Linked DNA regions of Mus musculus: regions 2 and 3 are each linked to region 1. The links are chromatin contacts, found by POLR2A ChIA-PET in ENCODE. All regions are on one chromosome and are shown on one strand. The core of a region is the stretch at or near the end of the contact, and the rest is flanking DNA. Distances in the headings are between cores, read along the strand shown.

Evidence for each region. ChIA-PET counts read pairs that join two places held with the same protein, here RNA polymerase II (POLR2A).
Region 2: POLR2A ChIA-PET joins it to region 1 with 16 read pairs in embryonic stem cell. The contact joins the promoter of Arcn1 here to the promoter of Ddx6 in region 1. POLR2A ChIA-PET finds 5 or more read pairs at or near these places in 3 of 5 experiments (Patski and embryonic stem cell).
Region 3: POLR2A ChIA-PET joins it to region 1 with 28 read pairs in Patski. The contact joins the promoter of Ccdc84 here to the promoter of Ddx6 in region 1. POLR2A ChIA-PET finds 5 or more read pairs at or near these places in 3 of 5 experiments (Patski and embryonic stem cell).

The regions. Positions count from the first base shown.
Region 1 is chr9:44,603,567-44,606,331 of GRCm38, reverse strand. Ddx6 (DEAD (Asp-Glu-Ala-Asp) box polypeptide 6) reads right to left here and starts at 1,440. Exons shown (of 14, transcript NM_181324.3): 1 at 1,380-1,440.
Region 2 is chr9:44,766,517-44,769,336 of GRCm38, reverse strand. Arcn1 (archain 1) reads left to right here and starts at 1,529. Exons shown (of 10, transcript NM_145985.4): 1 at 1,529-1,667. The coding sequence starts at 1,665.
Region 3 is chr9:44,416,743-44,419,442 of GRCm38, reverse strand. Ccdc84 (coiled-coil domain containing 84) reads left to right here and starts at 1,374. Exons shown (of 11, transcript NM_201372.4): 1 at 1,374-1,574; 2 at 1,647-1,810; 3 at 2,234-2,332. The coding sequence starts at 1,455.

The DNA of each region.
Region 1 (2,765 bases), core at 191-2,690:
TTTATTTTGTAACCCCCTTACATTTCACTGGCACCCGAAACACTAGCTTAATTAGTACTGGTTATCTTTGCCTCAAACCAAGTATCCCAAATCCATAATTTAGAAGTCAAAAGATATCTCAAGTTAAATACATCAACTTGCTCACAAATGCTTCTATCACATTAAATTGTTTATTTGTTATCTCAATAGGTATTTTCTGTATTGACAGCATACGATCAACAGTATCAGGTCCGTCAAACAGGAAGGCTTACTGTTTGTACAGCACTAAGAGGATGAAGGGGGCAACCTCTGAATCCTAACCGACACCATCAGTACTGTCAATCAAGCACAGTAAAACCTCCTAGCGCCTTAAACCCAGAGACTTCGATAACTGCTCCCTCCAGAAACGGATACCTGCACTGCAGCTTTATGGCTCAGTGGGAAATTTTTCGTCCTACCCCTTCCCAATTTAGATTTGCAAGTTATATTCCTAAAACAAAACCACGAAGGAACATAAGACTTAGTTGGGAGGAGCCCCTGGCAGAGTTAATTACAGCAGGGCCCAGACCGTGGTTAGCAATTGACAGTTTTCACACCTAAAACAGTCCCATAAGCTCCAACAAGGGCTTTTGTTTGCAAATACAGGGCGATTTCTATACGCCTCAACAGGAAGTAGGAGTGATTGGGGTTCTTACGAAGGTAAAGGGGGGCTATGGCGAAGGGAAAACCCTAAGCCAAGAATCGGAGTCCGGTAACCGTAAGGCAATAATTCCTCGCCCCCTCCCCCAACTTCCCTCGCTTCAAACCCAGCTCCCTCGGATCAAAAAGCAAAAGGGTTTCTGCCCTGCAATCCTATCTGCGCCACAAGAGCCGGAACCAGCTCTGCGAGTGGGAAACAATAGGGACTCCCCCCCCTCAGAAGGCCCGGAAGAGAACCCCGAAACTGGACCGCCTCTCCTCCCCTCTTACGCCGCCGAGTCTCCCCCAAACCCTCTGTCCCCACCAACCTGCAAGGCCTACTTGCAAGCGAGCAGCCGCGGCTCCTCTCCCAGCCGAGTCCCCGGCCAGCACAGCCCTGCCACCCCCCGCAGGGCTGCCCTGCCTCGCACTCCCAACCTCACTCGGGTGTCCCGGCCGGTGTTCCGTCCCCGCTCCCGTCTACCGCACCGCTCGTCCAGAGCTCCCCGCCGCTCCTCCTCCATACCCCGCACACGCCACATTCCTCGGTTCCACTCCTCTCCGCCGCCCCCGCTCTTCTCAGCGGCCACCCGCCCGTCCTCCCGGGCCAGGCCTGGGCCTCGGGCTTCTGCCCGAAGGGGGCTCCCTGATACCCTCAGGATCCTGCCGACCCCGACCACGCCGCCTCACCCCACGCCCCGCGGCTCGGGCCCGAGTCCTACCACCGAGGCCACTCCCGCTCCGCACCCTCGGTCCTTTATTGTTGACTCGAAGCTCCCAAAATGGCGGCGGCTCCTTCCTCCTCGGAAACCTCCGCCCGCCCCCACCCGGCCCCTCGCCGCGACGCCCGCCGCCCCGCCCCGCCCCCGCCGCGACGCTCGCTGCCCGCGCAGCTCGCCGCCGCCGCCGCCGCCGCCACCCCGCACTACCTCGGCCGGCGCCCGCTGTGCCGGCGCCCCCGATGTCGCCGCCGCCGGGCTGAGCTGACTCTGCTGCTCTGCCCCCTCCCTCGCCCGCCGCCGTCGCCTCCCTCCCTCCTTCCCAGCCGCTCCGCATGGCGGCGGCCGCGGCTCCTCCTCCTCCACACAAGATGGCGAGAGCTCGGCCGCTGCAGCTGCAGCCGCCGCGGCGTCACGGCTTCCTGGGCGCGGCGGGCGAGGGTCGGGAGAGACCGGCCTTTGACGGGGCCGAGCTCAGGGAAACACGGGGTTGCTTTCGGGACGGAGGGACGGACGGATGGACGGACGGGCGAGAGGGCTTGCCTGCAGAGCTGACGAGACCGCTGGGGAAATGAATGGCGGTGGCCGAGGACTGTCGCCCTTGCCTTCGTTCGTCCCTTCGGAGCTGGGCTGACGGGTCCCGGGCCGGAGGGGACGTCTGCTGACTGCTGACCTCGGACACACTCGGAGGGCAGCCTGCGCGGGTCCGGAAGCTGAGCTGGGATGGCCGGGAGGACGCTGCGAGGCCAGGGCGTGCAGAAAAGTGGGGCCTTTGGGGCCGATGCTGTCTGAGAGGGAGCGGGAAGGGGCACCGGGGGAAGCAGTGAGCCGGGAGCGCGCCCTCGGTCGTGGGCTATCAAACCCGGAGTGCAGGCGAGGTGACCCTTTGCTCCTGCCCGCAGTGGCACTCTTCTAGAAAGAAGGGCGGATCGCCTCTACCAGTGAGGGCTCGCTGTGCAAATGGGAGACCCGTAGATTCTCCTGCCTGACCCTTACTGCAGATATTTGTGCGTTTGTTTCTATGATTCTCGGATCCTGATGTCTTATCCTTAACCTAGAAAGTCGTCTTGTTCCAAGCAAAACAAACTTTTTTGTTTGTTAAGTAAAAATCGAGCTGGGCCGGAGAAAGTTAAAAACTCGCGTCTTACGCTGCTGGAGGGCTGGAAATACTGACAGTGGTTAAACCCTTTGGGACAGTGCGATTCCTTACTAAACACCGACGTTAGGGAATCCTGGACAGTCAGTACTTAGTCACTGACTTGCAGCTTCCATATTTTTACCGCTGCTTCCAACTTGAGACCAATCAGAGAAAGCCAAATATGCTCTCTAAACCAATGACTCCCTGCTTCCAGCCCTCCTGCTTCTTAGCTAGCAACATCCAATCAGAAT
Region 2 (2,820 bases), core at 280-2,779, 160 kb before region 1:
GTGGAACACTTAGCTTATACAGTCTAATTTATTTTCTATTATCTAACTCTATAAATTTATGAAGTATGTGCTCCCACCAGTTTAAAGAGTAATAACAGGCTTAGAGAGGTGTAGTGAGTTAACTAACGACTAAGGCCTTGAGTACTGAAAAGAATTTAAGCACAGGTCGCGCTGATTCCTCGTTTGTTTTTACTTCTGTTATACAGCCTCTAAGGCGCGCCTGACCAAGGACACTTGTGAACATACATTTTCTTTTCTTTCTTTTTTGAGGCAGGAGAAAACCAAATCTGCAAGAGCAATATAGGATTTTAACTGCTGAGCTATCTCTCAGGACCCTAAAACAAACAAACAAACAAACAAACAAAAAACCCCAGCCCTTTGAAGTATACAGTTCAGGACTGGAGAGGGGGTTCAGCAGTCAAGAGTATCCGTTGCTGTTTCAAAAAGCCCCAGTTCGATTCCCAGCACCCATATCAGGCAGCGCCTGCATTCGCAGGCACATGTCTGAACACACATAGGATTTAAAAATAAAATAATTACATATTGAAGATAAACCGTACAGTTCAGTGGCTTTCAGGATATCTGCCTCTGGGTAATTCCATGGCACTTACATTCCAAACATAATGCACTAGCCGCTATGTCCTAGTCTTCTGGAACTCCGATAAATCACTTATAAGCTTTCTAATTTCACAGATATCCCTGGTTTAGTCATTGCAAACAAATAGTGGCCTTTGCATCTGTTTCTTTACACCTGTTTTCAAGGCTAATCTATGTTGTATGTGTCAGTATTTTATTAGTGCTTTGCTTCTCAAGACAGGGTTTCTCTGTGTAGCTCTCTCTGGCTATCCCAGACTTGTTTTGTAGACCAGGCTGGCTTCAAATTTACAGAGATCGTCCTGCCCCTGGCTCCCGAGTACTGGGATTAAAGGCGTGTGCCCGGCTGGACAATTTTTGGTCTTCCTCCTCAGTTTCCTAATTTACCTGGAATTGATTACAGGTGAGGGGACACCATGCCGGCTTTATTACGGGAGTTCTAGACGTTATGTATTCAGGATACTAGTTCCTCATGGTCACAGATTATTTTATATATTCCATTGAGTGTTTTTACGAACTTTAAGAAGCAGCACCAAGGGCTGGTGAGATGGCTCAGTGGGTAAGAGCACCCGACTGCTCTTCCGAAGGTCCGGAGTTCAAATCCCAGCAACCACATGGTGGCTCACAACCATCCGTAACGAGATCTGACTCCCTCTTCTGGAGTGTCTGAAGACAGCTACAGTGTACTTACATATAATAATAAATAAATCTTTAAAAAAAAAAAAAAAAAAAAAAAAAAAAGAAGCAGCACCAAATAAACGCAGGCGAAGAGAAAGAAAGGACAGAGGAATGACGCTCCACAATTCTAGCCAAACCTGCAAATCCTGGGCTAACAGGGGTCTGAGTTTCCTGGCTTCGGAGCTTACTGGCCCCGCCCCCCGCCCTTTGACCCGCGCCGTTTCCGGTTGGAGACGTGGCTTGGGGCCGCCATCTTGGCAAGAGGCGAAGCGGCGGAGGCTCCTGTCAGGGGCGGCAGGTCCGGAGCGGCCAGAGCTCCGCGTCTCTGGGCAGCAGCCCGAGTCCCCGCAGAGCCAGAGCGCGGCGCAGCGCGCCCCACCTGCGGCCTCACCATGGTAAGCGCCGAGCCGGGTTCCCTCGCCACGTCCTCGCCGGCTGGGCCGGGACCGCAGGAGCCGCGCCCGGAGCCCTGCTGTCGGCCCAGGCTTGGCACGGCCTCCCGGAGTCCTAGAGCGAAAGCTGCCGCGCCCACCTAGCCTCCGCCGGCAGCGCCGCCACGTCCGCCCGCCCGCCACTCGGGCTGGTGGTTGTCGCGCGGGTCTTCCGTCCTCAGGTCCCGCCGGTTCCCTGCGAGCTCCGGAACCGCAGGGCTGGAGGCTGGGCCTGTCCGCCGCTTTTCGTCCTCTTGTCACCACGCCTCAAAGCTTTTCTTCTCCCTCCTCCACCTCTTAATTGAAAGGGGGAAGTAGAGGCAGTGCGGAAATGGTAACTTCGGGCGCCCGTTTGAGGGACCCCGGTGTCCCCGTAGCTACCCTGTGCTAGGGTAGCGCGTACGTGTCTTTGGCAGCGAGGCTGGTGCAGAGTGTATATAGAACGTAGAGAAACGGAGTGACAGCACAGGGTTTCTGTCTTTAAGGGACCGACCGTTTTGGTGGAGTGACAGGAGTGTGGCTTACTGTAATCACAGCTGTTATGTGGAATAGGAGAGGTGGGCTGTGCTTGGGGACTCTGATGCCAGCGGAGCTTATTTCTCTATGAACTCATCTGTTACCAAGATAGGAGAGGTTATTTGTAGGTGAGGGTAGGAGAAAGCAGAATTAACTCCACCAGATCCTCCTTAATCGACTGAAATCTGAATATTCGGGAATAAGAGGAGATCCTTAGATCTAGTAACTTTTGAAGAATTTTTAAAGGTGCTTTGAAAGCATACCTAAGTAACATGACTGACTCTCTTGGTACTTGTCCTATTAAGTTCTACTAACAACTCTTTTGATAAGAATTTGGTTAGAGGAGAAATTCATGTTTGGTCTTTAAACCACAGAAAGTTTCTTTTCCAGCCTCAGGTGTATAAAATTTACATCAAGTAGGCTTGCCTCCCAAAATTTGGTATTAGACATAAAATTTCCAAAACCTCATATACCGACCCTGAGCCCCAATTCCATGAGTTGATGTTGTTGTTGTTATTGTGTATGTTTTTTCTTTTATATTTTAAGATGTTTTTATTTTATGTATATGAAGTTGTGTGTCTGTGCAATACCTGAAGATGGT
Region 3 (2,700 bases), core at 125-2,624, 190 kb after region 1:
TCCAAGTTCAGTCGTCGGGAGCCTAGGGATCCTACAAAGTACCGCCTCACACAAGAGATGCATTGGGAAAGATACAAGAAAAAGATCGTCTCTACCCAGGCAAAAAGCAGCAAGGAACCACATACGAGGCAAGCATAATATAGAATGGGATTGGCGGGGCACTTTCCAGGGTAGTTTTTGATTGGTGGGATTTTATGGTCTGATCTTGGGCAAACTCCTGGATTGGTGGAATTTTGTGACCTGCTCTAGGAGCAAGCTCAGTGATTGGTGGAATTCTGTGGCATGTTTTTAGGGTAAACTCAGTGATTGGTGGAATTCTATAGTCTGATTTTTTTGGGACAAACTCAGGGATTGGTAGGATTTTGAAGCCTAATACAGGATTTTTTTTTCCTTCCTGCCGGGTGGGGCTTGACTACCTGTATATGCAGGCGCTGGAAACCTGGCCACTCAAGGAACTTAATTGTAAAGATGCTGGGTTTTGTTTCACACAAGCCAAGTTCAGGTGGGAAATGAGCATTTGGTAGAGGAGACTGGCAGGAAAATACTATCAAGTAAGCTTAATTGCAGAGACCTTGGGAGCAGACTGCTTTGAGCAACTTTGGAACAAATGGGGAAAAACATATTGGGTCTGACCTGGGCGGCGTATGACATTATTCTTGTAATGGCGATAGAGCATGATTCACTGTAACCATTCAAGTTTTCAGAATTAGATTTCCCAGCCAATGCTCGGAGAAATGACTTACAGAGAATATTCTTGTGCAGAACACCTTTGAAAATTAAGAATATCACAGTCTGCCGGGCAGTGGTGGCACACGCCTTTAACCCCAGCACTTGGGAGGCAGAGCCAGGCGGATTTCTGATTTCGAGGCCAGACTGGTCTACAAAGTGAGCTCCAGGACCCTTCCTCGAAAAACCAAAAAAAAAAAAAGAATATCACAGTGACTTAGACCCCTGCAGGTCTCAGGGAAGCTGGAGGGGCTGCTTAATACACCTCTCTAGCTTTCCTCAGAGGTCCTCATTTCTTCAGGAGTAGATTTTTTTTTTCCCATGTGTAAAATGCCAATAATCTCACACCACAAAGCATCGACGTGAGGATTCGGTGAGGTCATTAGCACAAAGCACGGGGTCACAGTGTGCGCCCTGAAATTACCAGTTCTGCGTTGTTACGCTAAACTGGGTCTTTGTCAACGCCTGAAAGTGTGCGATCTGAGGTCCTAACTGGCGTGCATTCTTTCTCGTTCTTTCACAAGCTGCCGGGTTTTCTGCGGGTGCGTGGGAGGTGGGGGCCCGGAGTGAATATTCCGCGCAGCCGCAGAACGGATTGCAATAGCGCCTACTGCCTCTAGGGGAACCGGGAGCTCCTAGGTCGCCCCGCCCCGTCCGGCCCGGAAGGGTCAGGGGTCAGTGGGTGGTGACGAGCCGCCGCTGTGTGGGTGTTCCCGGGTCCTGGGTCTATGGCGCCACCGCAGCGATGTCCTCTGTGTCGGCAAACTTTCTTCTGTGGTCGCGGTCACGTCTACAGCCACAAGCACCAGCGGCAGTTGAAGGGGGCTCTGGAGCGGCTTCTACCGCAGGTGCGGACCCGGGGCTGGGGAGGCCAGGAATGTGGGCTGGTTTCAGGGTCCTAGCTGGCTTCTGTCCTGCAGGTGGAGGCCGCCCGCCGGGCCGTCCGCGCCGCCCAGGTGGAGCGCTATGTCCCCGAGCACGATCGGTGCTGTTGGTGCCCGTGCTGTGGCTGCGAAGTGCGAAAACACCTGAGCCATGGCAACCTGACAGTGCTACACGGGGGTCTGCTGGAACATCTGGCCAGGTGACAACTGGAAAACACCCACCTCCCCCGTACAGACAGAGAGTTGTACACACGTGTGGCATGGGAAGTTGAAATTGGGGAGAAGGAAGGTCGACTTTGTGACTTAGTTGGGTTATGGACTGAACTACCTGGCCAACCGTGGAGTTTAGTGGATCTTAGCCCTTCCACGGTCCCAGTGGTGTGGGTGATCTTTCTAGAAAAGCCAGGTTGCTCTCCTCTCACCACCACCACACACTTTATTGGAAGAAAGGAGTCCCAAGATAGAGGTCTTGAAGAGGTTGGTATAAACAATCCTCTTCTCTCTGCCAAGCCCACAGAAGCAACCCAATGGCCAATCTGCATTACTTACCTAGTGCTCTGACATTCGGTACAGTTTTACTCTCTTAATGACTAGCTACGATTACTCTTTCTCTCCATTCTCAGCCCAGAGCACAAGAAAGCCACCAACAAATTCTGGTGGGAGAACAAGGCCAATGCCCAGATGAAAGAGAAGTTTCTGATCTCCCCCCAGGATTATGCACGGTGAGTTACGTGTTCGTGAGTTATCCAGGTCTTTGTCAGGCACAAGAGCTTCTTTTTTTTTTTTTTAAAGTGGTTTTTTTTATGCCATTCTTTTTTTTTTTTTTTTTTTTTTTTAGATTTATTTATTTATTTATTTATTATATGTAAGTACACTGTAGCTGTCTTCAGACACTCCAGAAGAGGGAGTCAGATCTCGTTACGGATGGTTGTGAGCCAACATGTGGTTGCTGGGATTTGAACTCCGGACCTTCGGAAGAGCAGTCGGGTGAGCCATCTCACCAGCCCCACGAGAGCTTCTTTAAATTGGGGAGTTCTGAGGGAGTGTGATGGTCCACATATGTAACCCCAGGACTAGGGAAGCAAAGAAT